Linked DNA regions of Homo sapiens: region 1 is linked to region 2. Evidence: read pairs that join two places in POLR2A ChIA-PET (ENCODE). Cell type or tissue: Panc1. All regions are shown on one strand. Links, peaks and the distances in the headings refer to the core of each region. The heading gives the core; the rest is flanking DNA.

The links. ChIA-PET counts read pairs that join two places held together with the same protein. Peaks named below come from ENCODE experiments on the same cell type or tissue, not always from the same donor. Only the 100,000 strongest peaks of a DNase experiment are listed, where the experiment ranks them.
Region 1: POLR2A ChIA-PET joins it to region 2 with 9 read pairs; 6 of 35 experiments call an interaction of 5 or more read pairs at or near these places.

What each region holds. Positions count from the first base shown.
Region 1 is chrX:136,826,492-136,841,768 of GRCh38, forward strand. No RefSeq gene overlaps it. Among named protein-coding and RNA genes, the nearest start is that of SNORD61, 45 kb to the right of the region's middle. RefSeq lists an enhancer at 8,220-8,721. In Panc1, for the core only: no CTCF peak of the experiment used is centred there; no DNase peak of the experiment used is centred there.
Region 2 is chrX:136,744,330-136,759,606 of GRCh38, forward strand. ARHGEF6 (Rac/Cdc42 guanine nucleotide exchange factor 6) reads right to left here. Exons shown (of 22, transcript NM_004840.3): 3 at 3,179-3,263; 4 at 894-1,018. Among named protein-coding and RNA genes, the nearest start is that of ARHGEF6, 29 kb to the right of the region's middle. In Panc1, for the core only: no CTCF peak of the experiment used is centred there; no DNase peak of the experiment used is centred there; H3K27ac peaks cover 1,482 bases.

The DNA of each region.
Region 1 (15,277 bases), core at 3,923-8,922, 82 kb after region 2:
TTTGGGAGGCTGAGGCCGGCGGATCACGTGAGGTCAGGAGTTCGAGACCAGCCTGGCCAACATGGTGAAACCCTGTCTCCACTAAAAATATAAAAATTAGCCGGGCATGGTGGCGGGCGTCTGTAATCCCAGCTACTCAGGAAGTTGAGGCAGGAGAATCTCTTGAACCCGAGAGGCAGAGGTTGCAGTGAGCCAAGATTGTGCCATTAAACTCCAGCCTGGGCTACAAGAGCAAAACTCTGTCTCAAAAAAAAAAAGGCACTTTAAAGGCACAGATGAAGCACCAGCTTTGAAACAATCCCCGTGAGGATGGGGCACTATCCTTCAAGATGCAGTATATGCAGACAGTCCCTGACTTATGATGGCTCCACTTAGAATTTTTTGACTTTATAATGGTGCAAAAGTGATACACATTCAGTAGAAACTACACTTTGAATATTAAATTTTGATCTTTTCCTGGGGAAGTGATATGTAATATGATACTCTCTTGTGATGTTGGGCAGGGGCAGCAAGCTGCAGCTCCCACTCAGCCAGGCAATCACGAGGGTAAACAACCAATCCTCTACAGTGTACAATGTTGCCAGATGAGTTTGCACAACTGTAAGCTAATATAAGTGTTCTGAGCATGTTTAAGATAGGCTAGGCTAAGCGATAATGTTCACTAGGCTAGGTGTATTTAATGCATTTTTGACTAACAAAGTTGAGGAGCATCTGTACTCTAAACCAGGGATCAGCAAATTATGGACAACGTGCCAAATCCAGCCCACTGCCTGTTTTGATAAATATGACTTTATTGGAACATGGCCATGCTCATTTGTTTACATACTGTCTTTGGCTGCTTTCATGTTATAACATCAGAGTTGAGTAGTAGCAACAGAGACCATATGGACTGCAAAGTCTAAAATATTTACTGTCTGGCCCTTTATAGAAAAAGCTCACTGACTCTACCTCTAACTCAGAGATCATTATATAGTGCTCTGGCCCCAACAGGTAAAAATACATGGGTGTAAGAACCAAGACATGGAAGTAAGAGTGACCCTCTCACCATCACTCCTAATGAACTACTTGAGGATTTATGCTTCCTGTCTCTACAACCTTAGGATCTATGCATCTAGAAGATCCAGTTCCCAGATGGGGATCACTTCCACAAAGAGACGTAGCAAGAGTCCAACTACACCTAAAGCTACACGTATTGGCTGGTCACTTGGGCTCCTTCTGCCAATAGATCAACAGGTATGAAAAAGAGTTACCATACTGACAGTGGGAATTGGCCCTAGATTATCATGAGGACGTAAAGTTGCTGCTATATAATATGAGCAGGGAAGAGTATGTTTGGCATTCATGTGACCAATTGGGGCATCTCTTGCTACTGTAATGCCCAGTTTTAGCCATGAATGGGCAAGTGAAGCAACCACAGACTTGATAAGGGCATGAAAATGGGCTCAGACCCACGGCAATGAGGGTATAGGTCACCCCATCAGGAAAGCCACCTAAACCAGCAGAAGAACCAAACAAGTTAGGGAAATCTAGAATGGGTGATGAAAGAAGGAAAAAAGAATATCAGTTAAAGTCTCAGGACCAATCAGAGCAGTCAAGGCTGTGGTTTGTTTAAATCTCCTCTTGCAAGTTTCCCAAAGGAATTCCCACCAACTAGAATCCTGGAAAAACCATGCCCAAATAGAATGAATTTAATAGGAAGTAGCAAGTGGATCTGATTGGTCCAAGGAATGAACTATAGTAGACACTGTTGGTGCCTTTCATTGATCACCTTCATTAACTGATGCATCCATCCCCCAGCTACATTGAGTGCTGTGGCTAACAGTTTACACCTTTAAACATGTCCAAATAATTACCCTTTGCTAAGGGGAGCCACCTCTTCTGAAGACAACTGGGAAATCCAAACACCTCCCACCCCCACCCCTCACCACCACCGCCAATAATGACCAATGACTGACTGATAGGCCTAACTCCCTTGCCTCCTAATGGAAAAACTCCTCAAGTTCCTCATTGCTGCATGAAACAACTCCTGACATGTTACAGGCCATGACCACACACATTCCTCCCCTGTATCTTCCTACTCTCATTCTTTTACAGGTTTTTCCTAAAGAGCCCTCCCTCAATAAATCACATACACCTAAATGCCTGCCTCAGGCTCTGCTTCTGGGCCTTTCATGCAAAGGCAGAGCCATTTTCCTTAAGCCTACTGACCATAGCACATGCTCCCTGCAGGCAGGAATACCCCAAAGAAAGGGGATAAGTCACAGATGCCAAATTCTTAGTCCCAAATCACAATTTAGCATGTCACTCCTCCTCCCATGAGGAGCAGCGAAGGGCATAGAAAAGCCTGGAGTGTTACCTGAATATGTGTCCCTTCACCTGAAAACTGGGTAAATTAGGAATAAGTAATCCCCCTTGTCTTGGGTTGGCTCCCCAGAAGCAGGCTCTGAGATGAGGATTCAAGTACATGCAGTTAATTTAAGGAAGTGCTCCCAGGAGACCTCAATAAGGAAATGGAGGAAGCAGGACAGGAAAGCGGAAGTAGCTAAGCAAATGTGTAATTTCAGGCAACATCCTATGGAGGGTTGCTTCCACATGATCCCACAGGAGAATGCCAAGTGTAAATTATGTCACAGGGTTTGTCCCTACTCAAGACAGAGGAATTAAACTTTCATACTTTCCCTCAATAACCTTCATTTGGTAAAGACTATCCAGAACTTGCAAGTGGAAAGGGGTGGGGTTGCAAAAATATGAATGTAAATTCTCAGGCATTGTCAGTTCTCTGCACATACAAGCAAAGCAGCTCCTTAAAACAGGCTTCCAAGAGAGCCAGAGAGGCAAAGGTACAGGCCTTTAGAAGTAAATATACACAGCCGGGCGTGGGGGCTCATGCCTGTAATCCCAGTGCTTTGAGAGGCTGAGGCAGCCAGATCACCTGAGGTCAGGAGTTTGAGACCAGCCTGGCCAACACAGAGTGAAACCCTGTCTCTACTAAAAATACAATAATTAGGCAGGCGTGGTGGCGTGTGCCTGTAATCCCAGCTACTTGAGAGGCTGAGGCAGGAGAATCACTTAAATCCGGAAGGCAGAGGTTGCAGTGAGCCGAGATTGTGTCACGGCACTCCAGCCTGGGTGACAAAGCAAGACTTTGTCTAAAAAGAAAAGGAAGTAAATAAACACAAAAGCCAGGGAAGGAGTTCAAGAAATTGTTAAAGGAATCTGAGAGGATCTGGGCAGAACAACAGTAATCAGTACAACCTCCTAACATTTAACAGTAGTTTTTTTTTCTTTTCAACTGTCTTTATACATATTTTACATATCATATAATGCACCCATTTCAAGTGTACAATTCACTGATTTTTAGTAAATTTACCAGGTTGTGTAACTATCATCATAAATCCACTTTAGAATATTTTTATAACCCCAATAAGATCCCATTTATTGTTACTCCTTTTCTCCATCATGAGGACCAAGCAACTACTTTCTTGTCTCTATGGAATCATACCATTTGTAGAATTTTGTGACTGGCTTCTTTCACTTAATGTTTTCAAGGTCCATCTAGGTTGGAGCATGTATCAGCACTTCCTTGCTTGTTATGGCTGAATAATATTTCATTGTTTGAATATACCACATTTTGTTTATCCAGCCCTTAGTTGACGGACATTTGGGTTGTTTCCACTTTTTGGCTATCATGAATAATTCTGCTCTGAAAATTCTTGCACTAGTCTTTGTGTGTACAAGTGCTTTCATTCCCTTTGGGTATACACCTTGAAGAGGAATTACTGGGTCATATGGTAAATTTATATTTAACTTTTTAAGAAATTGCCAAACTGTTTTCCAAAGTGAGTATACCATGTACGTGCCCATCAGGAATTTATGAGGATTACCATTTCTCTGTATCTTTGTCAACAATTCTTTACTGTGTGCTTTTTTATTTCTGCAATTCTAGTGGGTATGCAATGATATCTCATTGTAGTTTTAATTTGCATTTCCATAACTAATGATATTGATCATATTTTCATGTTCAATGTTTTAAAAACAGCTTTCTTGAGGCATAATTTACATACCTTAAAATTCACTGGTGTAATTGCTCAAATCAACAATTTTTAGTAAATTTCCAGGGTTGTATGTACAACCATCACCACAATCTACCACAAAGTTTCCATCAACCAGAGGAGATCCCTAATGTTCATTTGCAGTTAATCTCCACTCCCTTAAGCCTAAGGAACAACTAATCTATTTTCTATCTATACACATTTGTCTGTTCTGGACATTTAATATAATACTGGCCAGGCGTGGTGGCTCATGTCTATAATCCCAGCACTTTGTGAGGCCGAGGAGGGTGGATCACTTGCAGTCAGGAGTTCAAGACCAGCCTGGCCAACATGGTTAAACCCCATCTCTACTAAAAATACAAAAATTAGCCAGGCACGGTGGTGCACACCTGTAGTCTCAGCTACTCGGGTGGCTAAAACACGAGAATCGCTTGAGCTCGGGAAGTGGAGGTTGCAGTGAGCTGAGATTGTGCCACTACACTCCAGCCTAGGTGACAAAGTGAGACTCTGAAAAAAAAACAAACAAAACAAAAACAAAATGTCAGTTTATAGCATTGCTCAAGTCTTCAGAATGTTTGTTCTATCCATTACTGAGAGCAATAATGAAGTCTTGAACTGTTTCATTTCTGTCTTCAATTCTATTTTTCTTCTTGTATTTTGGGGCCCTGTGGTGAGTATGTGTACATGTTTATAATTATCGTTATAATTCATGTCTCTAATGAATTGACCTTTAGTCATTATATAATGTTTTAATTTCTCTCTAGTTACATTTCCTTGTGTATTAGAGTCTACTTTATCTGATATTAATATAACCATACCAGTAGTCTTATGTTTACTGTTTGCATGGTACATCTTTTTTCTTGTTTTTAGTTGTTTGTTTGTTTTTTTGAGACAGAGTCTCACTCTGTCGCCCAGGCTGGAGTGCAAGAGCGTGATCTTGGCTCACTGCAAGTTCTGCCTCCTGGGTTCAAGTGATTCTCCTGCCTCAGCCTCCTGAGTAGCTGGTATTACAGGCACCTGCCACCACACCTGGCTAATTTTTGTATTTTTAGACAGGGTTTCACCATGCTGGTCAGGCTAGGCTCGAACTCCTGACCTCAAGTGATCTGCCTTCCTCAGCCTCCCAAAGTGCTGGGATTACAAGTATGAGCCAACATGCCCGGCCATCGTTTTTCATCCTCTTAATTTCAACCTACTTGTGTCTTTGAAATTAAAGTACATCTCATGTAGACAGCATATAGTTGGATCTTGGGATATTTTTCCCACTCTGACAATATCTTCCTTTGATTCAGTTGTTTAATCCATTCACATTTATTATTGGTATGATTGGATTTATGTTGGCCATTTTGATAATTGTTTCTATATGTCTCATCTTTTATGTTCATTTGTTCCTCTTTTACTTTCTTCTTTTGTATTAAACATATATTTTCTACTGTACCTTTTTAATTCCTTTGTTGAATGATTTCTCTATTTTGAGGGTTTGTTTTTTTAGTGGTTGCTCAATTCTTTTGTACTAACGTACATATTTACCATTTGTGGTACTCTTCAATTTTTTCTGTAGTTTCAAATTCTTTTTGGTGTCATTTACTTACTGTAATGTAGTTTCATCCCTATCTCCTTCTTTATGCTATTATCATCATATATATCACATCTTGGCTGGGCGCGGTGGCTCACCCATGTAATCCCAGTATTTTGGGAAGCCGAGGCAGGTGGATCACTTGAGGTCAGGAGTTTGAGACCAGCCTGACTAACATGATGAAACCCACCTCTACTAAAAATACAAAAATCAGCCGGGCGTGATGGTGCACACCTGTAATCCCAGCTACTCAGCTATTCAGGAGGCTGAGGCAGGAGGATTGCTTGAACTCGGGAGGCAGAGGTTGCAGTCAGCTGAGATTGTGCCACTGCACTCCAGCCTGGGCAACAGAGTGAGACTCTGTCTCAAAAAGTAAAAAATTAAAAAATTTTAAAAATCGCATATATCACATCTTTATATGTTAAAAGTCTAAGAATATGATTTTATAATTGCAGTTTTATGGAATCATTTTAAACATATTAAGAGAAGAAAAGATTAATTGTACACATACACATATAAGGAACTTCAAAAAGTTTGTGGGAAAAATGGAATTAAAAACAAAAATGTAAGGTCAGGCATGGAGGCTCATGCCTGTAATCCCAGCAGTGTGGGAGGCCGAGGCAGATGCATCACCTGAGGTCAGGAGTTCGAAACCAACCTGGCCAACATGGTGAAACTCCGTCTCTACTAAAAATGTAAAAATTAGCTGGGTGTGGTGGCGGGTACCTGTAATCCCAGCTACTTGGGAGGCTGAGGCAGGAGAATCGCTTGAACCCGGGAGGCGGAGGTTGCAGTGAGCCGAGATCATGCCATTGCACTCCAGCCTGGGCAGTAAGAGCAAAACTCCATCTCAAAAAAAAAAAAAAAAAGTAAATATAAACTTTATTTCTCAACATAAGCTCCATCAAGTTCAAGACACTTTGGTAAGGGATGATACCAGTCATTTAGTCCATCCCTAAAGAACTGAGGGTTCTGGGAATTTAAGCATGTCTATGTTGTCTTTTTTATATTACTAGCTGAAGAAAAATGGGTGCCCTTTACAGATTCTTAAGATTAGGAAACAAAAAGAAGTCAGAAGGAACCAAATCAGGACTATAAGGCAGATGCCTAATTATTTTTCGTCAAAATTCTCACGAAATTGCCCTTATTTGATGACAATGATGAGCAGGAACATTGTTATTGTAAAGAAGGACTCTCTGGTGAAGCTTTCCCAGGTGTTTTTCTGCTAAAACTTCGGCTAACATTCTCAAGACATTCTCATAATAAGCAAATTTTATTGTTCTTTGGCCTTCCAGAAAGTCAACAAGCAAAATGCCTTGAGCATCTGTAAACACTGTTGCCATGACCTTTGTTCTTGACTACTGTGCTTTTGCTTTGACTGAACCACTCCAACTGTTGGTAGCCATTGCTTTGTGCTTTGCCTTCAGGATTGTACTGGTAAGGCAACGTTTCATATCCTGTTACAAGTCTTCAAAGAAGTGCTTCAAAATCTTGATCCCGCTTATTTAAGATTTCCTTTGAAAGCTCTGTTCTTGTCTGAAGCTGATCTGGCTACAATGGTATTGGCACCCATCAAGTAGAAAATTTGCTCAACTTTAGTTTTTCAGTCAGAATTGGGTGAGCGGAACCAACTGAAGGGTCTATGATGTTGGCTATTGGTTCTGTCGCTGATCATTGGTGATTATTAGGTACTCCTTCAATTAGGGCATGAGCAAGATGAACTCATGCCTTAATTGAAAGAGCACCAACTGAAGGAGCAACTTTTCTCCTCACAAACTGATGTGGATGGTCTGCCACTGTGGGCTTCATCTTCAACATTGTCTCATCCCTTCTTAAAATGAGTTATCCGTGCTGGGCACAGTGGCTGACGCCTGCAATCCCAACACTTTGGCAGGCCGAGGCGGGCAGATCACTTGCAGAAGTTCAAGACCAGCCTGGGCATTATGGTGAAACTCTATCTCTACAAAAAATACAAAAATTAGCTGGGCATAGTGGTGCACACCTGTAGTCCCAGCTAATAGGGAGGCTGAGGTAGGAGGATCACTTGAGCCTGGGAGGTTGAGGCTTCAGTGAGCCATGAACATGCCACTGTACTCCAGTCTAGGTGACAGAGCAAGACCCTGTCTCAAAAAATAAAAAGGAAATGAGTTATCCATTTGTAAACTGCTGATTTCTTTGGAGCTTTGTCCCCACAAACTTTTCATAATGCATCAATGATTTCACCATTCTTCCACCCAAGCTTCACCATAATGTTTGTTCTAACTTCAAATTTGGCAGAAGTCATGTTGCTCTGATAGAGGCTATTTCCAAACTGATGTCTTATCCTTTTCATACCTCAAACTAGAGGTTGTTAAGGTATGTTATAACAAGTTAGTGCAAGTTTATTTGGATGCTAAAATTTTTGGAATCCATGTATAGTTTTTTCATAATATTGCAATTCCATGAACTTTTAGAAAACTCCGTGTGTGTGTGTGTGTGTGGAGATACATACACCTTACACGGTTTATAATTGCCTACATAATTACTTTTACTTGTGCTTTTCATTTGTTTCTGTGGATTAGATTTAATCTCTAGTGTTCATTATTTTCTCCCTAAAGAACTTCTTTTGGCATTTCTTTTGGGTTTATTCTTCTAATTTCTTGTAAGGCAGTTATGCTAGCAATATATTTTATCATTCGTTTGGGAATTTATTTTGCCTTCAGTTTTGAAGAATACTTTTGCTGCATATAGATTCCTGCTTGAAAGATTTTTCTTTAAGCACTTGGAATATATCATCTTACTGCCTGCTGGCATCCATTGTTTCTGATGAGAGGCCAGGTGTTAATCTACATGTTTCTTACATGTGTAGATTCATGGAATCATCACCACAATCAAAATGTAGAATTGTTCCATCATGATAATGCTCCTTCATTCAGTCTCTATAGCCACATTCAGCCCCTCCATGCCCCACTCCTTGGCAACTATTGATCTGTTCCCCATCTCTATAATCTTGTTATTTTAAGAATGTTATTTAAATGAAATCATACATTATGCAACCTTTTGAGGTTGACTTTTTCACTCAGCATAATTCTCTGGAGATTTATCTAGGTATTTGCATGTATTGATAGTACATTCTTTTTTGCTGTGTAGTATTTCATGATATGGATATAGCACATTTTGTTTAACCATTCACCCATTGAAGTATGTTGGGGTTATTTGCAGTTTGGGCTAGTATAAAGAAAGCTGCTTTCAGCCAGACACAGAGGCTCATGCCTGTACTCCCAGCACTTTTGAAAGCCAAGGTGGGCAGATCGATTTGAGGTCAGGAGTGAGACCAGCCTGGCCAATATGGCAAAACCCTGTCTCTACAAAAAATACAAAAATTAGCCAGGGGTGGTGGCAGCAGAGGTTGCAGTGAGTCAAGATCACGCCACTGCACTCCAGCCTCCTGGGTGACAGAGCTACGCTCTGTCAAGGAAGGGAGGGAGGGAGGGAGGGAAGGAGGAAGGAAGGAAACAAGGAAGGAAGGAAGGAAGGAAGGAAGGAAGGAAGGAAGGAAGCTGCTTGAGGGAGGGAGGGAGGAAGGAAGGAAGGAAGGAAGGAAGCTGCTTTCAACATTCACATACAGGTTTATGAACCTAAGTTTTCATTTCTCTAGGATAAGTGCCCAAGAGTGCACTTGCCGTATCATACAGTAAGTGAGGTATAATTTTTTAAGAAACTACAAAAATATTCTCCAGAGTGGCTATACCACTTTTACATTGTTACCAGCAATGTATGAGTGATCCAGCTTGGTAAGTCCTTACCAGCATATGGTGTTGATATGGTTTGGCTCTGTGTCTCACCCAAATCTCATCTCGAATTGTAATCTACATAATCCCCACGTGTTGAGGGAGGGACCTGGTGGGAGGTGATTGGATCATGGGGGTATTTCCCCCATGCTGTTCTCACAATAGTGAGTGAGTTCTCATGAGATCTGATGGTTTTATAAGTGTTTGACAGTTCCTTCTCACATACTGTCTCACCTGCCACCACGTAAAATGTGCCTGCTTCCCCTTACACCATGATTGTAAGTTTCCTGCGGACTCCGGAGCCATGCAGAACTGTGAGTCAACTAAACCCCTTTCCTTTATAAATTACCCAGTCTCAGACAGTATCTTTATAGCAGTGTGAGAATGGAATAATACAGGTTGTCACTATTTTTTTTAATGTTAGCCAACCTGATAGTTATATAGCGATATCTCACTACAGTTTTAATTTTCATTTCTGTAATGGCTAATGATGTTGGCCATCTTATTATGTGCTTACTTACCATCCGTTGTCCTTTTCAGTGAATGTCTGTTCATATCTTTAGCTCAATTTCTTTTCTTTTTTTTTTTTTTTTGAGACCAAGTCTCGCTCTGTCACCCAGGCTGGAATGCAGTGGCAAGATCTCGGCTCACTGCAACCTCCACCTCCCAGGTTCAAGCGATTCTCCTGCCTCAGCCTCCCGAGTAGCTGAGATTACGGGTACCTGCCACCACGTCCGGCTGATTTTTGTATTTTTAATAGAGACAGGGTTTCACCATGTTGGCCAGACTGGTCTCGAACTCCTGACCTCAGGTGATTCACCCACCTCGGCCTCCCAAAGTACTGGGATTACAGGTGTGAGCCACCACACCCGGCCCTCTTTAGCTCAATTTCTAATTGAAATGCTTGTTTTTTTAACTGTTGAATTTTGAGAGCTCTTTATATATTATAGATCCAGGGCTTTTGTCAGATATGTGGTTTGCAAATATTTTCTCAGTCTTGGCCTAGTCTTTTTATTCTCTTAACAAGGTCTTTTGCAGATCAAAATTTTTTTATTTTGATGAAGTTCAATTTATCCATTTTGTTTCCTTTGTGGATTGCACTTTGGTGTCAAATCCAAAAACTCTTCACCTGTCTTTAGGTCCAACAGATTTTGTCATACTTTTTTTCCCAAAAGTTTTATAATTTTACACTTAATATTTAAATATGAGATCCATTTGGAATTAATTTTGTATAAGTCATGAGGTTTAGGTTAAGATTAGCTTTTTTTATTTTTAACCTAGATGTCCAATTGTTCTAGCACTGTTTGTTAAAAATGCTATTCTTCCTCCCTTGAGTTACTTTTATGCCATTGTCAAAAATCTTTTAGGCAGCTAGGCGTGGTGGCTCATGTCTGTAATCCCAGCACTTTGGGAGGCTGAGGCAGGCGGATCCCTTGAGGTCAGGAGTCCAAGACCAGCCTGGCCCACATGGCAAAACCCCATCTCTACTAAAAAACAAGCCAGGTGTGGTGGTGCATGCCTGTAGTCCCAGCTACTCGGGAGGCTGAGGCAGAAGAATCACTTGAACCCGGGAGGCGGAGGTTGCAGTGAGCCAAGATCATGCCATTGCGCTCCATCCTAGGCAACAAGAGCGAAACTCTGCCTCAAAAACAAAAAACAACAAATGTCTTAGGCATATTTGTGTGGGTCTATTTCTGGGTTGTCTATTCTGTCCTGTTAATCTTTATGGCTGGCTACCCCTCAACCAATACCACATTGTCCAGATTATAGGATTTATGTATTAGCCTTTAACATCAAGTAGAGTAATTTCTCCTACTTTATTCTTTCTCAAGTTTGTTTTAAGTATTTTAGAGACTGTTCCTTTTCATGAAAAATTTTGAATAATCTTGTATATGCTTTCTGCATCAATCAATATAATATTATTTTCTTTTTGGTGGGGGGCTGATGGGAGGGCTTGGGGAACAGGGTCTCACTGTCGCCCAGGTTGGAGTGCAGTGGCGCAATCTTGGCTCACTGCAACCTCCGCCTCCTAGGCTCAAGCGATCCTCCCATGTCAGCCTCCCAAGTAGCTGGGACTATAGGTGTGTGCCACCATGCCCGGCTAATTTTTGTGTTTTTGGTAGAGACAGGGTTTCACCATGTTGGCCAGGCTGGTCTCAAACTCCTGACCTCAAATGATCTGCCCACCTCGGCCTCCCAAAGTGCTGGGATTACAGGTGTAAGCCATCGCATCCAGCCTATTTTCTTCCTTAGTCTATTGATATGGTGGACTACATTAATTGATCTTTGAATATTGAGCCAGTCTTGCATTACTGGTTTAAATCTCTTAACCTGTTTTAGTCAAGGTTCCCCAGAAAGAACCAATGGAATATACATAGAAAGAGATATATGAGAAGGGATTTATTAGGGGAATTGGCTCACTCAATTATGGAAGCTGAGAAGTCCTACAATAGGCCATCTGTAAGTCTGAGAACCAGGAAAGCCAGTGGCATGGCTCAGTTCCAGTTCAAAGACCTCCAACCCAGGGAAGCTGATGGTGTAATGCTCAGCCTGAGGCTCAAGGCCCCAGAGCCCAGGTGGCTGCTGGTGTGAGTCCCAAAGGCCAGAGAAACAACTGGATTTCTTAAATCTAAGGGCAGGAGAAGAAGGGTGACCTGGCTCCAGAAGAAAGAGCAAGAATTTTTTTCTTCCCCCAACCTTGTGTTACACCCAGGCTCACAGCTGATTGAACGGTGCTCACCAACATGAGGGCAAATCTTGTCCATTCAGTTCACCAACTCAAATGCCAATCTCCTCTGGAAACACCGTCACAGACACACCTGGAGCAGCCAAATCATTCTAATCAAATGCCAAACTACCTGAGTTTCCCTTTAAGCAGAAGAGGGATGGGCTCGGTGCTTAATGAAACATTAAGAATAATGAATTATTTACCAGTTTTCCAGAATTCCTTAACCAGTCGACACCCAAAATCAATCATCACAGTTGTGGTATATAATTTGTGTGTTGCTGCATTTGAGATACACACACACACACACACAAACACATATATATATATTTGAGACAGTCTGGCTTTGTCACCCAGGCTGGAGTACAGTGGCATGATCACGGCTCACTGTAACCTCCACCTCCCAGGTTTAAGCGAATTCTCCTGCCTCAGCCTACTAAGTAGCTGGGATTACAGGCGTGCACCACCACTCCCAGCTAACTTTTGTATTTTTAGTAGAGACAGAGTTTCCCCATGTTGGCCAGGCTGGTCTCGAACTCCCAGCCTCAAGCAATTTGGCTGCCTTGGCCTCCCAAAGTGCTGGGGTTACAGGTGTGAGCCACTGGGCCCAGCCTGATTTGCTAATATTTTATTAAGGATTTTTGTTTCCACATTTATTATGAGAGACATTAGTTTATAGTTTTTGCTTTTGTGCTCTCTTCAGTTTTGGGATCACAGTAATAGTGGCCTCATAAAATGAGCTAGGAAGTGTTCCATCCTCTTCTATTTCTGGGGGGAGATTGTGTAATACTGATGTTAATTCTTTAAATGTTTGGGATGATTCTTCAGTGAACAAAGTGATATAAGCACGGAGATTTCTTTTTTAGAAGCCTTTTAGTTATGAATTCATTTTCTTTAATGGTTAAAGGACTATTCTGATGATTTGGGGGTTTTTTGTTGTTGTTGTTGCTTTTTTTTTGAGATGGAGTTTCACTCTTGTTGCCCAGGCTGGAGTGCAATGGCGCCATCTCGGCTCACTGCAACCTCTGCCTCCCGGGTTCAAGCGATTCTCCTGCCTCAGCCTCCCGAGTAGCTGGGATTACAGGCATGCACCACCACGCCCGGCTAATTTTGTATTTTAGGTAGGTAGAGATGGGGTTTCTCCATGTTGGTCATGGATGGTCTCGAACTCCCGACCTCAGGTGATCTGCCCGCCTCAGCCTTCCAAAGTGCTGGGATTACAGGCACGAGCCACCGCGCCCAGCCGTTGTTGTTTTCAAACTACTGTGCTCAAGTGAACCTCCCCTCAGCCTCCCAAAGTGTTGGAATTACAGGCATGAGCCACTGCGCCTGGCTCAATTTGTTTTATCTTGATTTAGTTTGGGTATCTGCATGGTTTTGGAAAAACTGACCAGTTTCTTCTAAGTTGTCAAGTTTATGAGTGTCAAGTTGGTCCTAATATTTTCTTTTTCATTTTTTTAACAACTATAGACTCTGTAGTGATATCACTGTTTGAATCCTGATAGTGGTACTTACGTTGTCTCTCTTTTTATCTTTGTCAGTCTTGCTACAGGTTTATCAATTTTATTTTCATTTTTTAAGAATAACTAGTTTTAGGGAGGCAGAGGTTGTAGTGAGCCGAGATCGCACCACTGCACTCCAGCTTGATGACAGAGCAAGACTCTGTCTCAAAAAAAAAAAAAAAAAAAAAAAAAAAAAAAAGAATAACCAGGTTTTTTGCAACATAGATTTTAACATTTTTAATTTTGTTATTGATACATAATAGTTGTACTTATTTATTGGATACATGTGATATTTTGATATGTGTACAATGTATGATAATCATATCAGGGTAATTGAGGTATCCATCAGCTCAAGCCTTTGAACATTCCAAATTCCACTCTTTCAGTTATTTCAAAATATACAATAAATTAGAGATAACTATAGTTGCCCTATCATGCTAGTGAACATTAGATCTTATTCCTTGTATCTAACTGTATTTCTACCATTAACCATCACTTTTTATCCTCTCTTCCCACTACTCTTCCCAGCCTCTGGTAACCATCATTCTACTCTCTATCTTCATGAGTTCAATGTTTTTTTTTTAGCTCTCAAATATGAGTAATAACATGCAATATTTGTCTTTCTGTACCTGGCTTATCTTGCTTAACATAATATCTTCCAGCTCCATCCATGCTGTTACAAATGACAAGATTTTCTTCTTTATTTATGGATGAATTTCATTGTGTATATGTACCACATTTTAGAAGAACAAATTTTTGTTTTATTGGTTTCTCTATTGTTTTCCTGTTTTCAAGTGATCTTTTTTTTTTTTTTTGAGATGGAGTCTCACTCTGTGGCCCAGGCTGGAATGCAGTGGCTCAATCTCGGCTCACTGCAATCTCCGGCTCCCGGGTTCGAGCTATTCTCCTGCCTCGGCCTCCCAAATAGCTGGGATTACAGGCATGTGCCACCACGCCCAGCTAATTTTTGTATTTTTAGTAGAGACAGTGTTTCACCATGTAGGCCAGGCTAGTCTCAAACTCCCGACCTCAAGTGATCCTCCCACCTCGGCCTCCCAAAGTGCTGGGATTACAGGCATGAGCCACCACGCTCGGCCTCAGTGATTTCTCTTCTTGCACTGTTTCTTCTGCTTTCTTTGGTTTATTTTTTAACTTTTTTTTTAGTAGAGATAGGGTCCCACTAGTTGTCTGGGCTGGTCTTGAACTCCTGGGATCAAGCAATCCTCCTGCCTCAGCCTCCCCAAGTGCTGGGATTACAGGCATAAGCCATTGCGTCCAGTCCTTTGGTTTCATTTGCTTTTCTTTTTCTAGTTGCTTGAATCAGGAACTTAGATTATTAATTTAGATTATTAATTTGAGATCTTTCCTTTTTTCTAATATAAGCATCATTTAGTATTATAAATTTCTCTTTCATGAAATTGTAAAATGGTATAGCCACTTTGGAAAATAGTTTTGTATTTCCTCAAAATGGTAAACAATGAGTTAGTTACCTTAGGACCCAGCAATTCTACTCTGAGGTATATACCCCGAAGAACTGAAAACACAGGGGTTCTTACCAAAACCTGCTCAGGAATGTTCACAGCAGCATTATTCATCATAGACAAAAAGTGTAACTCCCAAATATCTATCAACTGATGAATGGACAAAGCAAA
Region 2 (15,277 bases), core at 3,620-8,619:
TAGATTTAGGGGGTACAACTGCAGTTTTATTACATGGATATATTAAGTCAGGAATTCTTAATCTGTCATGTATAAACTGGACTTCCTTTTTGAGGGTCACAGACCCTTTAGAGAATCTGATGAGCACAACATATTTTTGTCTAAATAAGTTCATACACATGGGCTTTTGTATACAATTTGAGAGGGTACCAGGGGTGTAGAGACATAGTGTTCATCAGCCTTTCAAAGGGATCTGTGATCCAAAAAAGTTAAGAACCACATGCTCAAGTGCTTTGGAAGTAATAGGTCATAATGTCTTACTGCAAGTGGGTGGCTTTTGACAGGAAATAAAGGTTTCACCCAAAGAGCAGAAGATGAGGCATTTCCTCCCAAATAAAAGCTCCCAATAAGAGCAAGTGAAAAGGCAACTGGGAGATCCTAATATAGAAGCTCATCATAGACTGAAATTTAAAATCAAGCCTTCCTCATTAGGAATGGAAAGAGAAAAATAAAAATGGCAATAATAATGAGGATACTAATCAATATTTATTGATTGCCTACTATGTGTCAGGCACTATTTAGTTCTAATAAAACAAGGGATAGGGAAATTAACAGCAAACTGCCATCAGAAAGTAGCCATAATGACTTCCATTTGCATAGCATTCTCAGTTAAGTGACTTGCCTAATTCTCGTAAGGGACAGAGCTGGAGCTTCAATCCGGATTTTTGCCCCACCACATGCCTTTGATTTGCTCCTTCGGGCCAGCCTGAATTGGTGCTCGGTTTATAATTAGTTTTCTCAGTGATGCCCAAAACAACCCGGATGGCTGTCTCACCACATATGGAGATGCAACTAGGATATCAATCTAATTTTATGGATTTTAAAACAGACGGAGAATTGGGGACTATACTTACCACTGTCTTTGACTGCCTTTGCAGCCCTGAAACTGTGCTAGAAACTGCTCCCTGTGGGTTTGTCTGAGAAGTATTAGCAGCACTAAGAGAAGAGGAACGTCCACATGGTCTTTCTGATAGCTGATCTGTGAAAAGAGGAAAAGGCATGTTAAAGGAACCACTCAGATCAGAAAAACATCTACCGCATAACATTATCTTTCTCAGGATACTATCAGAGGCATCCTGGCTGTAATTCTAACTGTTATCATTATGAACATGCCAAGTGTATTTCAATCCCCCTTCCCTTTTTGGTGGCCAACTTCCTGTTCTTAACCTTACTGGCCATCGTGCTCCAGTAGAATGAAAAACAGCGACAGAACCACATTTTCTCTTAACCATTTCCCTACAACTCTTCCCTCCTGAACCAGTTGCAACAGTATGCCCTGTTATCCAAGGCAGAACTATATTGGGTACCAAACAGCTGTTTGTGGCTCTTATTACTTTGAAATATTTCAAATTTCTCTCTTTGTTTTTTGGCCCATAACTCAGTGGCTCATTTCTTACTCACACGTAACAATATGTGTGGCATATATGATGTAAAATCTCCCTGATGTGTGTGGGGCAGGGTGGAGAATGAGAGTGAAAGAGAAGATGTGTTTGGGAAAGATGTAATCTTGATACTAGAATAATTTTTTTAACAATCAGATTCAAGAGTCTTCTCTTCCTTGAAACCTTGTGAAATTCGACCAGGCCAGAGCTGAGCTGGATGTTTTCAGTTTGTTGAGAGTATACAAAAGAGAGGAGCTGGCTTCTTGACAAATTTCAATAAGGGTTCTTTTCCTCTCCATTTATTTTTAAAAGATATAAACTGCAAAAGTCTAAAGCCCAAACATTCCCTAGGCGACAAGCTCAGTATCCAAGTAATTTCCTTGATGCTGTGGGTTTTAACTTTCACCTCCTTGTATTTTATAAATATCTGTGGCAAGGGAAGAGACTGTAAAACTTGCTAGGAGAGTTTGGCAAAGGAACGTATAATTTGTGTGGCATAATGTTAGAATTACACGATCCTCCCTGACTAGAACTGGATAGTTGTCATGTGTGTTAAATATAGTTACTTGAATTAGCTGTACTTTCAGCTATACGCCTTGCAATAGCTCAAAAGCATTTTTTTTTCCAAATAGCAAAAGAACAACTTTGGAGAAGTATTTTTACTTGTATTGCTATTATATACAGCTCTTTTGACAAAAACTATAATTACTCGATAGCTTCCTAGATGCTCTAACCTATTTGGCACTTGATTATATTGTCTGCTCTTGTCCTCTAATTGTTTCACGTGGGTAAGTTGAGTCTCCTTAAATAGACAGTAATTTTCTCAAAGGCAGGGACCATAGCTTTGACATTTTTTGTAGCACCTGGCGATGCTGGGCACACAGCCTCTTGACTCTACAACAGTTTGAGCAGCAAGCCTCGTGCTTGGGCATAAGGGCTCTGTAGTCATTCAGATGTGGGTCTGAATCCCAACTCAGCGACTAACTTTCTAGTTGGGCAACTGTTGGCCTGACTTTCCTTATCTGTAATATGGACCTAATAATAATAATACCTACCCCCAGTGTTGTTTCAAGGATTGGATGAGATCACCTGTGGCTCTTATGACAGCCTAGATCCAGGGCAAGAGCTCAAAGCATTTTAAGTATGATTATTACTATTCAGCTGTTGGTAAAATATACCAGGGAAGGAGTGAAGCTACATTCTAAGTGTATCATCATTTTCTTCACATTTACTAGCATTTATATTTAATACCTCTAGTGTGGTAGGTGTTAAACATTTAAATAAAAGATATTATTTTCACTCCCTATGACCCCAAGATTTCATTTTTGGTGCAAGGCTACTGAGGGGTTCCTTTACATGGACAAAGGCATACATAAAACAATGAGAAAAATATGTCTCTAGTGGGGAAAGGGAAGTGACGGCTGTATTTTGTAAACTCTATGAAAAAGGGAACTGGTCTTTCCTTTTTCTTCTCTGTTTTGTTATACTCAGTTGGTGATTCAGAGCTTTGAATGGAATAGTTTCTTAGTTCTTATCATTATATTAAGGGCATTAGAATAACATCTATGATAGGTATATTTTAAATCCTAAGCCATGAAAAATTCAAGCATTTGACATTTGTTGGGGTGTATTTGGGGGAGCAAGGGGAAAATTTGCATCACGAGAACAATCCTGGCCAGAGTTGGCTCCTAGGGTAATCACAAACACATGGATTCAAAAATGTCACCCAGAACATATAAATCACAAGCCCGGCTTACCTTCTGTTGCTTTGTTGACAGCTAAAAGAGTACTCAGTACCTTGGAGAAATTGACCCCTGAATAAAGGTCATCAGGATCAAATATCTATGAGAAAGGAAAATTGAAACCGTAAGACACTACAAGTATTCAACTCAACAAACAAAACTATCAAAAGGCCACTTCCTCCAGCTCTCCGGAAAAAAAAAAAAAAAAAAAAAGTGTAGAAGCCAAGACACAAACCTCCATATACCTTTGGGAGAAATGAGAGCAGCAGTTGAGCCGCCTAATGACATGTGGCAGGCCATCAGTGAGTCAGAGCAAAGCAGTAATGGGAAATGAGAGCCAAGCTGAGAAGGCAGCGCCCACCAGGAAATAAACAGTGCATACTCAGACCCACTCTTCTGGCCTGAATGTATCAATAGTTTCAGCCCAGTTACAGGAAGCTCATATGCATGGGTTACAATCAATGCCCATCACCTACATAATGTCCTCGACAGTCCATAAATAAGGAGGTGGAGCCTTTTTGACATGGTTGCATCTGTACAGTTTATTAGCTGTGCCTAGTTGAGTCACTGTCAAAAGTGCCTTTTTCTCTGCTCTCCTTCCTCCCAACTGCCACCCGCTGCATCCCAACTGCCTAGGATCCCAATTCCATGTTGCCCAAACTTTCTGCCCAGGTCTGCCTTTTGCTCCCAGCTTCAGTTCTGTTTCTGCTGTTTGACCTTGCCCCTCTCAGCTCATCATGAATTCAAGTATTTGCCTGCCTGGGCCTATGGGCTCTTCCTGGCTTTAGATGACTTTCCCAAATATGACCTCTGGCCTGTCTAATACTACTCAACTCTTGGCAAAAAACACATTAAGGAAATACATTTCACTTTACCAGTCAACTGTCAATCTGATATGCTATTGTCCCCAGTGAAGATACCAATCAGATGTTGTTTTCAATACAATTTACCTGTTACCTTTGAAATGTAGTCAGTGTGTTAAAATATATTGAGTCTCAAATATGTATATTTGAAATTAGAAGTGTTCTCATGCACAGGTACAATCTATTAATTTGCCAGCCAACAATGTAAGTATGCATATCTGAAGGTAACCAGATGCCCACCTTCTGGATGGAAATGCCCCTTCTAAAAACATTTTGTTCCAGGATGTCTAGAAGTCTCTTAAAGAAAACAGATTGCATCATTTTTTCCCCAAATGTGGTGATGGAAATAAAATGTACCTTTTCATATGGGACATGATTGGTAATGGGCATAGGATTTTAAAGGGTCTGTCTTCCCATTAGGTAGAGCCATTTGTTCCATTTTTAAGCTGCATATTTTCTGGGAACCATATCAAGACAAATTTCTATCTTTTTTGTACATGTTCTTGAAAACCTATAATCTGTTTTTAGAGTGAAAATATATAATATCAATTTTTCACGTTTTGGGGGGTCAATAAAGATACATGCAAATGCAAACCTACACAAGTCTGCCTATTCTAGGATTCACTGCTTTATTCATTTAATCAATGAATATTTTGCATTCAAAGTTAAAATGACCAAAAAGCCCAGATGCATCTAAAAATGAGACATTAATATATTTCTGGTAAAAGAGTAATGCTAATATTACTAAAGAGTTAAACAACAACACATTCCAAATATATTTCTGAATGCTACAATATAAAATTCAAACTTTTCCAGAAATACATTGACAAGAGTTTTGTTTTAGTTTGTCAAAGCCTGGGTGAACAAGAGGCAATAGACTAGAGAGAGTGTCTAGTATCTCCGGGGATTTCAGACTTATTGAGTCTCCCTTAGAACTGATCAACTGGGAAAATGTTAATGACATGTATGCCAAAATAGTAGCAAAGCAAAAAAAATCACTTGTTTTTAGCCCATCAGTCCTAATGGGAGTGTGCATGTGTGTGTGCATGTGGATACATGTTTTGGGTGGGTGTGGTAGAGATGAGTAGATCTAAAATAATAAGCAGAAGTTAAATATTAGCAGAATAAGGCATGAGAGCAAAAGTTGTGATAAAAAACCTCTCCCTCTGGTTTTAGTTGTTCCTTATCCAGGGTTATTAAATGCCTATACATGGCAACACTGGTATTATTCACTTGTACAAGTACTTGACTGATTTTGAAAATAAATAAACTAATCAGAAAATGAAATGTGCATCAAGAAGAGTCATTGCATCTGCTTGAGGGAAGTTTCCTGAACTGTACTCGGTTCTCTTTTGAGAAAACCCCAATATACTCAAGTTTATCCATGGACACTGTTCTTGCTGCAAGCCTATTCTGAGGCACTAGAAACTACAGAGGAAGGAGTTGGAAGAAGCCTCTGGGAACTGCTAGAGAAAGCAACGCCTAAGCATTATTATTTCAGAGTAGCTGGAGAATCAGATACAACCACAAACACCCTTCACCACACTATACCTTCTAAGTCCTAAATTGAATGATATTGAAAATTCCACCCTAGATCTTTCTTCCATGCACTTCAGAGAGCTCCCCTATGAAAATGGAAATATTATCTGGAGGGATCACAACATTTTCAGCCACTATCAGTTATTTATGTCTTAGTGGAAATGAGCAGTGTGAGACCAAGTTTAGAGATGTTGATGTGGAGAAAGACTAAGGGCTCTGGTCCCCAAATAGGAGAAAGCAAAGGAGAATTCCCCAATGTAGAGAGGGTGTGAGAAGAACAAGGAAAGGTAGATTAAAGTACAGACCACTTTTTCTAGGACTAATCCCACTCATTTATACATCCAAAATAGAGAACCAATTCCCTTTTCTGTCTGCAAAGCACTGGAACTTGTTAAAAAGGTAATGTAAATTTGCACATTTATGCTGTATGTAATTTTCCAAAGTCATTTTCAATGAAATTTTTCAAAGTCAAAGTCAAATCATGGCAAAGTCATGATGATACTCATCTTCTAGTACCCTGTGCAAGCCTCACTAGTCTGTTCAGTGTCTCTGGTTTGTGACTGAGTCCCAGATTAGCTGAACTTTCTTTATACCTATTTTGGTGCACAAAAAGCCAGTTAGTTCCAGTTAGATCCGTGAAGGTCAGATGAACAGCAGGATTCCCTCCCTCCATTCATCTTACCACTACTGTGACTCAGACAAGAAAAAAGTATTACTTCTTAGACTACGGCTAGATGGTGTCAAGGTATCATTCCTGCAATCAGATGATGCAATGTTCAAATCTAACAACAATAAAAACATTTACTCTAACCAATAGGACAGACAGGGATTAAACTTTATTAAAGATATTTTAAGTATTTACATATAGCCAACCTAAGTTGCATTCCTACATCAGTAGATGAAATCAAACTTTTTTTTTTTTTTTTGAGGCAGAGTCTCACTGTATCCCCCAGGCTGGAGTGCAGTGGCATGATCTCAGCTCACTGCAACCTCCGCCTCCCAGTTTCAAGCAATTCTCCTGCCTCAGCCTCTCGAGTAGCTGGGATTACAGGGACCTGCCACCATGCCCGGCTAATTTTTGTTTGTTTGTTTGTTTGTTTTTGTTTTTGTTTTTGTATTTTTAGTAGAAATGGGGTTTCATCATGTTGGCCAGGCTGGTCTCAAACTCCTGACCTCAAGTGAGCCACCTACCTCAGCCTGCTAAAGTGCTGGGATTACAGGCGTGAGCCACCGCGCCCAGCCCAGACATTTAATTTTTAAATGTTTCCCTACAGCTTTTTATTCTAGATATCCCCAATGACAGCAAAACCTATTTGCAAACCACTAAACACCAGGTGTTAATTGTGAATTATTGGGGATCTGCCAATGTAAACTGCAAGAAGTTAATATTTCTATAGCATTACAAATAGAACCTTTTGGAGTAGTTCTCAGTTTCAACATGTATGCTATTTTATGACACTTTCCCTAAACTGCAAAAAGCCAGGAAGCATATGAGAATAAACTTTCCCAACTCCCTGTTCCATTCCCTCACTTATCTTATAGCTACTGTTTACTGATTTACTGAGCTCCTGCTATGTTCCTGGCACCACGCTTGGACATCACATACATATTGCTATGATCTGAATGTTTGTGCCCTTCCCAAATTCATATGTTGAAACCTAATCACCAGTATAATGGTATTTGGAGGTGGTGGCATTTAGAGGTGATTAGATCATGAGGGCATAGCTCTCATGACTGGGATTGTTGACTTTATCCAAGAGGCCCCAGAGAGCTACCTTGTCCCTTCCACCATGTAAGGACATAGAGAGAAGGTACTATCTATGAATAGGGAAGTAGGCCCTCACCAGGATACTAAATATGTCTTGATCTTGGATTTCTGGCCTCCAGAACTATGAGAAATACACTTCCATTGTTTATAAGCTACCTGGTTTATGGCTTTTTGTTCTGGTGGTCTGAACAGACTAAGATACAAATATATTTTTTTATTTGCATTTGATTCTCCCAGCAAGCCCATGATGTCAGTACAATTATTTTCCCCATTCCACGGATGAGTAAACTAAGACTCAGAGTAGTTAAGTCACAGGGCAGGAAAATGATGGAGCCAATAAAGATACACAAGAAAATGCTCTGAGGGGCATTGTAGCCCTGCATGTACACCTTATGTTTCCATGAGACATAGAGAAAAAATGAAAAAGCAATCCATGAGTCTGTATGCGAAAAGAAATCCTTTGCTTCTGTCAATACAAGTAGCATCTGTATCATCTGCATCGAGTTTGTTATAGCCTCTAAAATGATTAATTCAACTAATTGTAGCAAAGAGAAAATTTTCCATATTACAAGACTGTCTCCACAGGGGCCTTGCCTAATTCCTGTGCTGTCCTTCCCATTTCAAGGGTCAGCCTTCACCTAGGAGGCACTTGGCCACATTTGCCAAAAGAGGGGAAAAGCTACACTAAGCTCCTCCTATTTGTTGAACCAGGTCTGCCTCGTGAGCCACGATCCATATTTGTGAGGTCCTGGTCTGGTAGGGGTCCAGCTCGTGATTACAGAACCAAGCTAAAACATCTGTGCCACGTGCAATGACACCTAGCCTCCTGATTTTCTTGACATCATGCTCTAACCACCTGAGTTAACCAGTCACAGCAGTCTAGCCACATCTTAGTTAAGAAAAGAAGGCATACCCTACCCTGGTTCAGAACTGGTCATCTTTAATGTCATGTGGTTTCAGTAACACCCAATCAACTGCTATTTAAAGGTAATTTAAGGTTGGGGGTGATTATAATAGGTTCCATTACTCAAGAGTTAAAAGTCTAATCAACTGAAAAGCAAGTGATACATTGGGACCACAAGGACATATAGCTTATATTTCAAGCCTGTTTTTTAAAAAAGATTCCAAATATTTAGGAACATTCCAGCTCTTCCTTGTTCTTATTGCTCTTATTGAACAAAATCTTAAATTAACTTAGCTCATCTTGAATCACATTCTTTAATTCTCACAGCTGAGCACACTGCCTCTGTTAACCCCTGAACTTTGGTGGAAATGTCATTACATAGTGCAACAGAGCAAGCAAATCTGAGCTGCTTAGTCATATTTCACTGGGTGGTACCGCTCCTGGCCCTGTGAACGTGATCTGGGATGTGTGCACATAGCTCCTACTAAAAGCAGTCACAAAGTCAGCAACAAATAATGCTCTTAGCTCAGAAATTGGATTCATTACCCACTGGTATTCCACTTACTAGAATATAGTGGATGGCATTTCTACTCTGCCTGGTTTTAAATAATAGCTGTTCCTATTTGATATGGACCAAACTTAAGGGAGCAAATCTTGCTCTCAACTTTTATTTCCTCCCTTTCTCTCCAAGATCTAATTTGTGCCTGTAGCTGAAACAACATACAGTGTATTGGAAAGAGCACTGATGTGAGAGTCAGAAGACTTTGACTCCAATCTCAGCTTTGTCACTATTGAGCAGTTGTGAGGACCTTAGGAAAGCAACACTACCTTTATGAGGCTCCATTTCCCATCTGGAAAGTGTCTTTGAGCAAAGGAGCTCAGTGAGAGGTCTTGTGGTCCATCATCTAAATAGGAGCTTTTAAAGGCAGCATCTTGGCTGGGTCCCCAAGGCCCAGAATCAGGTCTTCAGTTCTCAAGGCTCTTGAGAATGGACTCACACTAGCCAAGCTCATAAAAGGCCAATGCATAAACCAAAAGGCCAATTTCTTAATTTTTACTAAAAATAAATGAAGCACTAAGAAGATTAAATACTCCCATTTTCTGGCCAGGGCACTCTCTCCCAATAGAGAAATCTCTCTGGTGAGCTAAATTATAATGAGAAATGTGTTGAGTACTACAGAATCAGAGCAAAGAGAGTCTAGGGTATTGCAGCCTAACATGCTTACAACCTGTTTACAAGCTGATTTTTCAAAATGTCATTTTTAAATGACCTATTTATAAATTCTGGCTTTATCTTGCTGCCACTGCATCGTGGCATTTGGACTGTGATCATGGACAGCTTTAACTCTCTATGTTTTCTTTTTGGCTCTGTGGATTTCTATAAAGTCACTTTACATAACTAATATGGACTCCTAGATTACTCGAACCTCATAGAATCTAGAGCCAGGAAGTTCAGCTCCATGGAGCTCCTATGACAGAAGCCAAGATCTGAGCTTTCTCCCTCACTCTTCATTAAGTCACAAATCTCATTCCCTGACGGCTACCTCAGCATCACCATAGGACTCCCATTCTTCCTTGTTAGCACTCCTATAGGGGAGAACCCCTTTCTCTATAACAGAGACTTTAGTTGAGTATTAAGTGTTCAGGTAAGAGGGGAATGAATGAAGAACAATATAGGCATCTTAGTGGGGCCAGTCACAGGATTAAATAAAGGGAGAGCAAAAGAGAACAACTGATGGCTGGGCACAATGGCTCACACCTGTAATCCCAGCACCTTGGGAGGCCGAGGTAGGTGGATCACTTGAGTCCAGGAGTTCGAGACCAGACTGGCCAGCATAGTGAAACCCATCTCTTCTAAAAATACAAAAATTAGCCAGGTGCAGTGGTGGGCACCTGTAATCCCAGCTACTCAGGAGGCTGAGGTAGAAGAATGGCTTGAATCTGGGAGGCGGAGGTTGCAGCGAGCTGAGATTGCACCACTGCACTCCAGCCTGGGCAACAGCGAAACCCCGCCTCAAAAAAAAAAAAAACAACGAAAGAAAAGAAAAGAAAAAGAAAAAAGAAGAAGGAACAACTGGTTTTGAATAATCTCACCAAAAAGAGAGTAGGCATGAAGGAAAGGGAAAAATGAAATATCTCTTGTCAATAGCCCTTGCCAAGCCAAGGACAGGAAGCAGGAGGCCTAGACTCAGCTGCCTCACAGTCAGCCAGCCATTGTGGCTTGGCGGGCTCCCACCCCTCCTCCTGTGCTCCTGTCACCAGAGCCTTTGCAAAAGCACACTGGTTGCCAGTTTTGCGGTGTGGGGTGGATGGGTGATCTCTCAGCTGCTGGAGCATCTGTGTGCCAGACATGAGGGTGTCTTCCCCAATGCCCCCACTCCCACCCCTTTAGAAACAGGGACTGACTCCCTAGTGTTCCAAATTGGAATGCGGAACACATTTTCCCAGAAACAGCATCACACCTGCCACTTAGCCTCTGTGAGTTCTATAGTTCAGCCACATTAAGTATTCAACAGGCTGTTGTGGGCCAGCCAGAAAACATAATCACCGTGTTGAGCCTTGTTTCTATGGGAAAATGTTTTCTGTGTCCCTAATAATCACTTAAAAATGAACTTTTGGAAAATAATTTGTTTTTACATTGAAGAGTGGCCAGACATGTGTTCCCAAATCAATGTCCAACATCCTTTATGCTTTTTCCTTGTCCCTTCATATAAAAGATGAACAAATGCCCTAGACATTCAGGGTACTATTTATTTTAGAACTCTTAGTGATGAGAGAATCAAGGTAAATATATGAAGTCCGTGAGAATACCCTCAGAAATTTCAGTAGTCAGCAGCTCCTCCGTGCCTGTTTAACAATCCAGGCAGTTAGAGAGGAGCCTCACCTATGGAGAGAAGGCTCCCTTGGTCCCTGCTTTCCTAGCAGCTACTAAGATTTAGGGTAGGAGCCCCAGAGCCTACCAGAATTTACAGCAGAGACTGGTGGTAAATAGCCCCACACAAAGACTAGGGAGAAACGAGGGCCATGAAACAAAAGAGCCACTGCTAGTCGCCTTCAGCAGCAGCCCTTCCAAGTATCACCTGTTGCTATCCATAATGTCCTCACTGACCTACCTTCATGTTTCTTTTTTCCAAACAGCTACAGCTTTATAGTCTGTAGAGATGTTGTAAATTTAAGCTGTCAGTGGTCTATCAGCCCAATATTCTTTATTCATTATGCAGGTACTGAGATTAGTCCTGAATTTCCTATTAAAAGGTAGGCTCTTTGAAGTCCGCATTCCCCCACAGACCTGGCCCCAATATTCAACATACACGAAATACTTGATAAATAACCATTCATTGGTTGATTGACAGGATGCTCTGTCAGAGAGACTTATAAAGGTAAATTATGCCTAGAACGTAAGCCCCATGATGTCAATTTTTTTTTCACTTCTGGATCCTCAGTGTCTAGAAGAGTGCCTGTCACGCAGTAGGCACTCAATAGATATTTGGTTAATTAATGAGAGTTTAGCTGTTCTCATCAATAGATGATTAATCATACTTGAAGAAAAAGTATTGCAGAAAGTATAATAAACTCAGAAAGAGATATCACTTAGGAAAGAAAAAAAACAATCTCCACGCAATTTTCCAGGAAACATGTAACATCTAAAATTAGATGTACCTGTGCTCATCAGCAAAATTAAGCTCTGTGACCACGAGGTGACCAAAGGTGCTTCAGACTCTACGGTTGTTAATTTTTTAAGTTGTGTGCTGAGTGTGGGCAACATCTGCAACTGCTTGCCTGTCCCAGGTAATAGAGGTTCCTCTAAATGCCATCACAAAGCACCATGACCTCATTATCATAGAGAAGAGAAGTTGCAAAGAACTGTGGGATTTTACTGCTTTTTCTGGAATTGGTTATATTTTCAACCGTTTTTGTTGTAAAACTGAATAAATGGCAAACACTACAAGCCACCCTCCCCTGTTCATGCCTATGCTCTAAAACTAGCTCCAACTCACAGCCAGAGCACAATGGGACACGGCAAAGCAACTCACCAGCAGCAAGAAGGGGTAACGTGTAATTGGAAAGACTACAATTCACATGCCCAAAATCCTCCTAACACCTGCTAAACTTGGAGGAAAGGATGCTGTGCCAAAGTTATTATTATTTTCTCTCTTTACTTAGAGATTACCTTCAGCCATTCATTTGGCAAAGACTTTTGGCTCTTCCCATTTATATATCTGTGTGATTCACTTTTTGAAAAGTATGTCATTTTCAGAGACACTCATCAATGCCTAACAGACATAAATTAATTAGTGAATCCTGCTCCAACTTACTCCAAACAGGATTTGCACTTAGGAAACAATCCAAACACTGTTAGGTGGGCATTCAGGAGCTCAGATCTCACAGACATCAGAAATGGTGCTTTTAGTTAGCACTCATGTCTCTCAAAACACAGCAAAGGCATCCAATAAAAAGCCTAATATAACCCAAGATCAAGTCCACCCTCTTCAGACTAGCATTCAAATTACTTCTCAAGGCCAGGCGCAGTGGTTCATGTCTGTAGTCCCAGCACTTTGGGAGGCTGAGGTGGGCTAATCACTTGAGGTCAGGAGTTTAAGGCCAGCCTGGCCAACATGGCCGTCTCTACTAAAAATACAAAAATTAACCAGATGTGGTGGCACACGCCTGTAATCCCAGCTAGTGGGGAGGCTGAGGCAGGACAATCGCTTGAAACCAGGAGGCGGAGGTTGCAGTGAGTTGAGATCGCGCCACTAGCCTCGGCAATCTAGCCTGTCACGCTCTAGCCTGTCGCACTCTAGCCTGGATGACAGAGCAAGATGCCATCTCAAAAAATAGTAATAATAAATAAATTTAAAATAATTTCTTCTCAAGCATCTCTAAGGTAGACCTTAGCAGGCCCATCGTTTCTCACCATCATCTCCTTATATGCTCCAGAATCTTCTTTCTTCACTGTGCCTCTCTCTGACATTTATACTTCTCCTTCAGAAAGTTCCCTCAATCATCTGAATGCTAGCTATCCTTCAGGGCCCAATCCAAATCACTCCCTTCCATGGTGTTTTCCCCAAACACTACGCCTCAGTACACAACAGGCTTCCCTATTTCTGAATTCCTCTTGCATTTAGGCTCTAGATTCTGGAACCACTAACTTGGACACCTAACCATACACTGCTAAATGCTGTTAAATTCCACTCTTTCACACATACATGCTGCCTCTGTCCAATAGGCAGGAGCCCACAGTGCCAGGCATGGTGCTCACTTTACAGACATTGGACAAGTTCTTGCTAAGTGTCAGTTTTCTCTCCCAGTCTAAAATTCAAACAGGTATGTCTTCCACCAGAAGCACCTGCCCTTTGGGCATGCCTTTCCGAGAAGGAAAGAGAGGAGGAAAAGGCAAATTTTTTAAAGTAGAATTTGATAAATCAAGGCTCATATATTTTCCATCACCTGCTAAAAATAAATTCTTTTTTTTTTTTTTTTTTTTTTTTTTTTTTTTTTTTTGGGACGGAGTCTCGCTCTGTCGCCCAGGCTGGAGTGCAGTGGCGCCATCTCGGCTCACTACAAGCTCCGCCTCCTGGGTTCACGCCATTCTCCTGCCTCAGCCTCCTGAGTAGCTGGGACTACAGGCACGTGCCACCACGCCCGGCTAATTTTTTTGTATTTTTAGTAGAGACGAGGTCTCACCGTGTTAGCCAGGATGGTCTGGATCTCCTGACCTCGTGATCCGCCCGCCTCGGCCTCCGAAAGTGCTGGGATTAACAGGCGTGAGCCACTGCGCCCGGCCAAAAATAAATTATTTTTTTTTTAAGAATATGATTTTAAAATGCTGACAAAGCATTTACCTCACCGAAAAGAAATGAAGTTACTGCCTGAGATCACTTTGGAGAAAATCACAGTCAGAGAATCCTCACATGAAGAGCTCACACCTTGAAAGCCCAGTGAAAGCAAGAGAGTTTCGGTAATAGAAGAAATAAGAAGTAGCCTAGAGACTGGAAAAGTAGAAAAAGGCTTCCATATGACATCACAGGAGCTAGTATCTCACACCTTTAATTTTCTTTTTTTTAATTTTTAAAAAACTTGAAACAAGTACCCTAGCTTGGCATAAAGTAATGTTATCTTAGGGGAAACCCAGCTTTCTTTCTGTCCTCATTTTTACCCATTAAAGAGTCATTTTTATGAATAAAAGTCAACTCCTGACCATCTACATGTAGACTCTTAAATACACAAGCTATCTAAAATGAAATTTTAGAAGTTCATTTCCATTCAAATACCCATTCATTATCCATTCAACAAATATTTGTTGAACACCTGGTGTCTATGCCAGGCAGTAATACATAAATTTGTTTTAAGATGAGAAATAAAAAGAACCCTATATAAAATCTGGCAAATGAAGTCACCCACAGGTACATTAGCCCTAAAACCATTTTCTATTCTGTTGTCTCTACTTGAAGGTGATTTTTTAATCTCAAATCAAGATTTGCCCCAATACACAACACACTCCCAAATACCAATCCTTCTTCAGAGAATGCAAAGTGGTTATACAAACAGTGTAAACGCTTATTTCCACTATCACAATGTATATTCTCACAAAAAAGTTGTTAAACTTCTTTTGTTAGTGAAAGACTGCAGTCTCCTGATCTGCATACATTTCTCAGAAATTATTAGTACATACCTCTCTTTTGCTGGAGACCTCCTCATGAAGAACATACAAATTAGTGTTCAGGCCTGCTTCACAGGCAGGGCTTTTCATAAATGATGTTAAGAGTTTGACACCTTAAAGATGCCTCTTAAGGCTGGCGCGGTGGCTCACACCTGTAATCCCAGCACTTTGGGAGGCCGAGGGGGGCGGATCACTTGAGATCAAGAGTTCAAGACCAGCCTGAGCGACATAGTGAAACTAAAAATACAAAAAATTAGCCGGACATAGTGGCACATGACTGTAATCCCAGCTACTTGGGAGGCTGAGGCAGGAGAATCGCTTGAACCAAAGAGGCGGAGGTTACAGTGAGCCAAAATCGCACCACTGCACTCCAGCCTGG